Linked DNA regions of Mus musculus: all the other regions are linked to region 2. Evidence: chromatin loops called from intact Hi-C (ENCODE). Cell type or tissue: left cerebral cortex. All regions are shown on one strand.

What was found. A loop is a pair of places that touch in the nucleus more often than their neighbours do. Peaks named below come from ENCODE experiments on the same cell type or tissue, not always from the same donor. Only the 100,000 strongest peaks of a DNase experiment are listed, where the experiment ranks them.
Region 1: it touches region 2 in a loop (5-fold over the local background); 24 of 42 quality-filtered maps call a loop at or near these places.
Region 3: it touches region 2 in a loop (3-fold over the local background); 21 of 42 quality-filtered maps call a loop at or near these places.

What each region holds. Positions count from the first base shown.
Region 1 is chr10:25,677,086-25,679,585 of GRCm38, forward strand. No RefSeq gene overlaps it. Among named protein-coding and RNA genes, the nearest start is that of Gm36543, 36 kb to the right of the region's middle. In left cerebral cortex, no CTCF peak of the experiment used is centred here; a DNase peak (open chromatin) is centred at 990.
Region 2 is chr10:26,077,932-26,080,431 of GRCm38, forward strand. Tmem200a (transmembrane protein 200A) reads right to left here and starts at 1,032. Exons shown (of 3, transcript NM_001358814.1): 1 at 905-1,032; 2 at 207-388. It overlaps Gm9767 (predicted gene 9767), which reads left to right and starts at 324. Exons shown (of 1, transcript NR_028030.2): 1 at 324-1,516. In left cerebral cortex, a CTCF peak has its summit at 1,148; DNase peaks (open chromatin) are centred at 358, 771, 1,029 and 1,466; H3K4me3 peaks cover 1,483 bases; H3K27ac peaks cover 1,381 bases.
Region 3 is chr10:25,694,743-25,697,242 of GRCm38, forward strand. No RefSeq gene overlaps it. Among named protein-coding and RNA genes, the nearest start is that of Gm36543, 18 kb to the right of the region's middle. In left cerebral cortex, no CTCF peak of the experiment used is centred here; DNase peaks (open chromatin) are centred at 1,241 and 1,617.

The DNA.
Region 1 (2,500 bases), 400 kb before region 2:
ACTGTGGGCAGGACCTTTCATTTGCCTTGGATTCTAGACTGTGCAAATGGAGAAAACGGGGTGAAGCACAGGCTGATTGCTCTTTCCAGTGTGGGTGTAAACAGCCACTTCAAACTCCTGCTGCCCTGACTCCCACTGCCATAATGGACTAAACTCTGAACTGTGCTCTAAAATAAACTCATTCCCTCATAAGTTGCTTTTGTCACGCTATTTATCACAGCAACAGGAGAAGAAACTGAGAGGTAGTTGGGGCACCTGATACCTGATTTAAATTTTAACTGAAATGTTTTCACCAAAAGGGGTACATGCTGTACCCCAAAGAACTCCATCTGAAATTGGCCATACAGTAGAATAAGGGCAGTTAATTTTAGAAGGAGACATTTTCCATTTAAAAGATCTTAACTGGAACAATCACTATTACAACTTCAGCAAAGGGCCAGCAAGATGTCTCAGTAGCTGCAGGTGCTTGCTAACTTTGCTCCCCAGAACCAATGTAAAGGTGGAATGAAAGAACCAACTCCCGCAAACTTGTCACACACCAGTAATAATAATAATGATAATAGTCAAAGTAGCAAGAAATTCCAGATTAAAAAAATAATAAACCTTATAAGTTATTTCATGAAATCTTGGAGTGCTTTAGTTCCAGCGAAGTGTCTTTGTCCCATTTGCTGAAGCAAGCGGTAAACTGTGGAGAAATAACAACCCTGATGAACCATGCTTGTCTAGCAATAAGCTATGCTCTGGAAGGGGGAGGGGCCATCCAAGACTTTCATCATTGCTACACGCTGTGGTTAATCATTTAAAGGAAAAATTAGCCTCCCCCCCCCCCCAATTTTTAAGTACCATCCAGAGCTCTGGATCTTTCAGGAGTGCTGGGCCAGTGGATAAAACATATGCTGCTTTCTCTTCCTGATGGAAGTTGAGTTGCTTCTGGGCCATTTGTGAACCACCTGGTGCTCAAAGACCAATGTGGAAATCCAGCAAGCTGTTTCCATGGTGATGAGGCTTCCTCTTTCTGGCAACCACTCCTCCCCCCAGCCTCCTATCCTTTTCAACTGTCAGGAGTTTAGATTTGCTGTAAAGAGCAGGAATAATGATAACACAAGTGCAGCGTTCTCTCTCTCTCTCTCTCTCTCTCTCTCTCTCTCTCTCTCTCTCTCTCCAGGGTACTCTCCAGGTGTATCTACTATATGCCAAAAATCAGCGGGGAATCCCCTTTGCGCACAGGTGGAGATGCTCAGACATATTAGGATCTGTATTAGATCAGTGTTCTATAGTAGAACAGAGTGATAGAATGATAAAGCGAGATTCAATAGATTGGCTGACATGATCAAGGTCTAGACAAATCACTGATTGCTGCCTTCACCCTAGAGATGCAAAGAACCCAAAAGCTGTCCAGTCCACAAGGCCAGAAGCCTTAGCAGTCTCAGTATGGTGGTAAAAGCCTGGAGGACTTGTGGAGGATCTTCAGTCCACACTAGAAGGCAGAAGCGGAGTTCTAATGCCAGTTTGTGCTCAGTAATCCCCAGTTAATGTAATCAGGATGGTGTGGTGGTTCTCATCGTCGATGCTAGGGTCATAGGATCTACTTGGAGAAATTGTGAGAATTATAAGTCACGCTTGAAGCATTCTGGGGGGGGGGAGGTGTTTAGTAAATGCTACTTGGGTGCCTGGAGAACCTGGGATATATATATGGTACTAGGAAGTGACATAGCAGAATGCTGGCTCCTGTGTCACCTGTGGCGTGAGTCCCAACGCCTTGCTTATCACATGGTTTTTATTGCCGTTAATGACATGCCAACCCAGGTAGTATAAAGGAAGGGTCTCACCTGGACTTACGGTCAGCATCTGATTATTTACACTGGGACATAGGAAGCATCCCAAATTTCAGTGAAAATGCGCATATCAGCCATATGTTTAAAGTCTTATCAGTTGACTGAAGCATTTTATTATTGAAAGACTAAGCTGTTCTGAATTAATGGTGGCTGTTAAAGCTGTTAAATTGACACACCAAGACGGTTACGGTGAGCATTAAAATGGTCATCGAGTAAATGGGGAACGTGTTTGGAAGTTAACCAGCATTAACTTTGATTCTTTCCTTATATGGTGTTGAAAGGATCATTATTTATCTTTTTTTGGAGGGGGGAGGGCAATACCACGGATCCGGACCCAGGGCCTGGATCCACGGGCTTGGGAAGAGCTTTACCGCTGAGCTCTACATACGTCCAGGCTTCTGTTCACTTTTGTTTCTGCAACAGAGCCTCACCAAGCTGCTAAAGCAGGCCTGATTCTCTGAAGTCTGCTGAGCAGCTGGAATTATGGACCTGAACGATCAGACTTGACCATTATATACCTTTGAGCAAAGAAACTATGACAATTTGAATAGTAATATAAGTTGGCATGAGAGTAGATTATATTAAAATCCTACATTCATTGTTTTGGTATACTGATACATTTTAAAAATAATTTTTAGGCACTGTGTTTAATTTGAACTTCTACC
Region 2 (2,500 bases):
CCACCTCTCCTGTACTCTGGAGACCAAGAAGTCTGGAACTGATGGAGGACTTGGTTCATTCCCCCAAACTTTGGGAGTCATTGTTTCCCCTAACTCTGCGGGCTAAAGCGGAGGGGAGGAGAAGGGGTTTCAGAAACCCGGGGTACAGCTGCAGGGCTCGCCCACCCACCTCTGCACGCCCCGCAGCACCCTGGTGGTCCACTCACCTGTCCTGAGCGCCTGGTCTCGGGGCTCCGGTGGCCTCTCCGGGCTCTTCGCTCTCACAGCTGTCGCGACAGCGTGCGCCTCCGGGGACCAGCGAGGGAGGCGGCGGGGTCGGGGGCGTCAGGAGGAATCTGGGCAGCTGCGGGCAGCCACGGTCTCACTCCCCATCCCCGTGGGGCTCCGGCTGAGGACGCGGTGCGGTCACCAAAGGAAGATGAGTCAGGCCGGGGTGCGGGCGCCCTGACTCGCGCATCTGGGGGACGCGGCCGCCGCCATCGGACGAGCGCAGCCCCTATCCTTCTAGGGTACCGGTGACCGAGGCCAGGGCAAAAGATCGCAGCTAAGGCGTCTCCGCCGCCGCCAAGAAAGACAAAAGGAATGCGGGGCTCGAGGGAAAGTTTTGGGCTTGGTTCCTGATGAATTCTAGCCCCCGAAGCCGCCAAGAGGAGGATCGGGGGCGAGGGCGGGACGGGCTTCCCGGAGCGTCGCCAGCAGCCGGGGACCCAGACGGTGCTAATCGCACCGCCGCCCACGACCCGTGGGAACTCCGCCGGCCCAGTCGCCAAGCTGTGCAAGAGCTGCGTGCAGGACCCACCCTTCCCCCCGGACCCCAACCCAGCTACCCGGCGCCCTGGCTGCAAAGTTGTACTTCTAGCGCCGGGATGGCGCCCATACAAAACCCATTTGGGGAACAAAGTACCGCTTCCAGGCGATCTGCTTCATCTGAAGGCCAGCGGGCGGAAGCGGACACACCCACTCGCTTCTCATCACCGTCGGACGCGAGTTCCAGAACGGGAGATACCTGCCCCTCCTGTCTCAATAAGAACTGGGGATCCCCGGCGGACTCTGTATTTTCTGGAAGAAGGATCCATAGGCCCCTCGGTTCCACGCCCCTCGGATGCTTTCTTATCAGATGCAGCCTGGGAGGGTCGGGGTCCCCCTGGCGGCTGCACGAGTGCTGTGCTAACAAAGTCAGACCTGGACCCCCAAGAGATACTGCACTCCTAGCCCTCAGAGGGTTTAAGCTGCTGGGAAGTTAGTTCCAGTAGAGCAGACTGGTTGGGAAGGGTTCTGGGCATGGGGTTGTGAGGGGCAGGGGCTAATTGTATCCTAAGATGATGAGTCTGAGGCTAAGCTCCAGATATCAAATCCAATGAAGGCTTCAAGTTACCAAAAATTATCAGTGAGAAAAAAAAAAACATGTCCTGTCCATAGAATGAAATAATTGAAATAATAGTCACGTGCAATTCTGCAAGGGACCAAAGCGCCCACTCTGGCTGAAGATCAAGTCAGTAAATAAAGTTTCGTATTCAAATTACTGCGTTGGAGTGTGCAGTGTACAGCAACCGTAGCTGAGCTATGGTTTTGTAAATCCATGAGTTTCTTGGATTTTTTTTTTAACTCATAGGCAAGAGGCAAATATTCTGCTCTGGTGTGTATCTATTTCAATGTGTCAGCTACTGGATTCTGTGGGGAAAAAATCTAGACTCAAGAAAATAAGGCAACCCGTAGAGGCCAGACAGGTCATTAAGATGACACTGGCAATGGAGAAAGACTGTAAAAACGGGCAATAGTGGTTTTAAAAAAAAAATCTTGCTTCAGTATGGAGGTTAAATACTTTTTCTGAAATTTCAGGACCAAATGCTTAAAAAAAAAAAAAAAAGAAAAAAAGAAAGAAAGTAGATGGGATGGGGTAGGAGAAATGAGTCACCTTGTAAGCCATCTGTGGTTTTCTTTTCCTTCCACCTTCATGTGGCTAGTTCTCTTGGCCCAAAGCCATTTGATCAGTTCTCTGAGGTTTTCTAGCACATTTGTCAAGGAACCTTATTAATCGTGTGAGCCTAGTAAGGTTCTACTCGTTGTACAAGAATGCCCTGACTCTTCCTTTCTCCTCAAAGCTCCCAAGAGAACACACTTCCTAGCAAGCCTTCCTGACTTGTAAAGGGGTGGGTAATAGGTTCCTCCCATCCTGCTCTTTTAATGTAGCACAGTGTCTACAATGTACAGGGAAACATTTAAAATGGCAATCCAGACATCACAGGCATCACATGTCCAGGCAGTCTTCAAAGAGAGGCTGATGAGGAAAGACTTCGGGAAAAGATCTAGACTCATTCTTATCACCACTGATCACAATTACCAATCTGAACTTATATTCCAGTTATTCAGTCAAAGAAGAAGGAAGAAGGTGAACTAGATAACATCATCAACATATTTTATTTTTAAAATAATTACTACTAGTCAGAAAAATTCAGTAGTAAATAGCCTTGTAAATTGAGGGTTATCTGCCATTCTATAG
Region 3 (2,500 bases), 380 kb before region 2:
CCAGTAAGGGAAGCACAGCTTGTTTACCTTGGAAGCTCTCAAGTGTTTTATCTATACCGACTTCTCATTGGATGACTGGTACCTTCACAGCTTAAGAAATAGCAACCCCTGGCTGAGAGTTCCTCAGTATGGAAGCATGAGGAACTGAGGTCAAGTCTCAGAGTCACCAGTTAAGTACCCATAACCCATGTTTTAAAAAGTCAGAAGTAGAGATGTGTGGTTATAAAGACTGAATGAGTTGAGAAACAGTGGTCAGCTTACTGGCCAGTTGGTCTCAGTGAGTTCTATGCCAGTGAGAAACCCCTGCCATAAAAACTAGTTCCTGAAGAACAATAACTTGGATTGCTCTTTGATCTCTACATGCTTGCAGATACACACACACACACACACACACACACACACACACACACACACACTCACTCACACACACACACACTCACTCACACACACACACACACACACACGCACACACACACTGAACTCATCTTGTTTTCAACTACAAAAGAAAATTATTCCAGGCCTTTGGAGTAGCAGTTTAGGGCTATTCTACTGTTACTCATAGACATGCACACACAAATAGCATCCTTTGGAAAATTATGGATATTAACTGAAATAAAATATTAGTCAGTCAGCATACTATGAGTGTCTTAGGGTTTTACTGCTGTGAACAGACACCATGACCAAGGCAAATCTTATAAAAAACAACATTTAATTGGGGCTGGCTGACAGGTTCAGAGGTTCAGTCCATTATCATCAAGGTGGGAGCATGGCAGTATCCAGGCAGGCATGGTGCAGGAGGAGCTGAGAGTTCTATGTCTTCATCCAAAGGCTGCTAGTGGAAGACAGACTTCCAGGCAACTAGGGTGAGGATCTTATACCCACACCCACAGTGACACACCCATTCCAACCAGGTCACACCTATTTCAACAAGGCCACACCTTCAAATGGTGCCACTCCCTGGTCCAAGGATATACAAACCATCACAATGAGCATCTGTAAAAGGGAAGAAAGGCCTTGATACAGAGCACAGTGAGACCCTAAAATTCTTTCAGTCTCCGTTGCTTTCTGGGGTGACAGTTGTCTGAGGTCTCCTTTTGCTCAGGCAGCCTGCTTGTCCAGGACGTAGGACCGTCAGGGCGTAGAAGTTGCATGGATAATGCCTTTTAAAGCACTCTGCTGTCGATAGAATTCTCCATGTACTTATCTTCATTTGTCTGGGAAATGAGAGGTAGTTGGTGTGACTCACCCCCTGCTACTTTGCAAATGAATCACTTCTCCACTTATTACGAGGCACATAGCAGCTCATCAGGACGCAGAACCCAGGATATTCTTGCTTTGGTAAATGTGCCAAACCTTATAACCTCGATATGCCCTTGTTGTAGCAATATATAAAATTAACAATTAAAAAAAAAAACCAGGTAAAGGCACTACATAGCTATTTCAGAAAAGAAGGTACACAAATGGCCAATGGTTATAGAAGGAAATGTTCTTCACCCAGGAGGTGCAAGCTGCAGCCATAATGAGACATTATTAAAAAGACAAAGGATAACAAGTGTTAAGGATGCAGAGGAAAAAAAAAACCTGCACATTGTCATAGGGAATGCGAATGAATGCAGACTTAATGGAAAGGGCATGGACATGACTCAAAGCTAAAACAGCCCACTGCCGGTGGATATATGTGCAAAAGAGAGGAAAGCAGCATGCTAAAGAGGTAGCTTCACTCCCAAGCTCACTGGAGCATCAATCAGAAATAGTCATGCGCAATCAACCTGAGAGTCTGTCCGTGGATGGATGGACAGATACAGAAACTGAGCTAGAGATACACTGTGGGACATTATGTAGTCTTAGGAAGATCACATTCTCAAGTTTGTAGCAATGTGAATGTGGTAGCTTTTTTTATATAATGGACACAATCTAGATGATAGCTTATGATGAGAACAGGTGGTTCTCCTTCGTGGCTTTGGAGGGTCCTGTCTAATAGTCATTTTATTGAGGCTCTTGTTGGATGTACTGTGTGGCAATGCTGGAAGTGCAGGGTGAAGTAAACTGCTCATCTTGTGCCAAGAAAGCAGAAAAGAAAGGAAAGACTGAGGTCCTGCAGTCTCCCCCAAGAGCACACCCCTAGGGAGCTAAGGGCTTCCCTTAGGCCTCTCTGCCCCTGGATCCCAACAGAACCCAGCTATGCTACAGGGGAGCCAGACCTTCAACACACAGACTTTTGGTGGACATTTAGCACCCAAACTATAACCATGGAAGACCGTAGAGAATATTGTTATATAATTTAAAAGTGAAATGAGCCAGAATCAGAGCTGTAAGCACTGAGAGAACCCATTTACACCCGAGATCTAAAATATGTCAAGGTCATAGAAGTAGAGAGGAGAGAGGAGATGCTCAGAGGATGGAATGGAAGGGGCTTGGGGGTAGAAGATGCTGGTGCAAGGTGAAAAGCTTCAGTTAGACAGTATGTATAAGTTTTTGAGACCTGCTACAGAGCATGGTA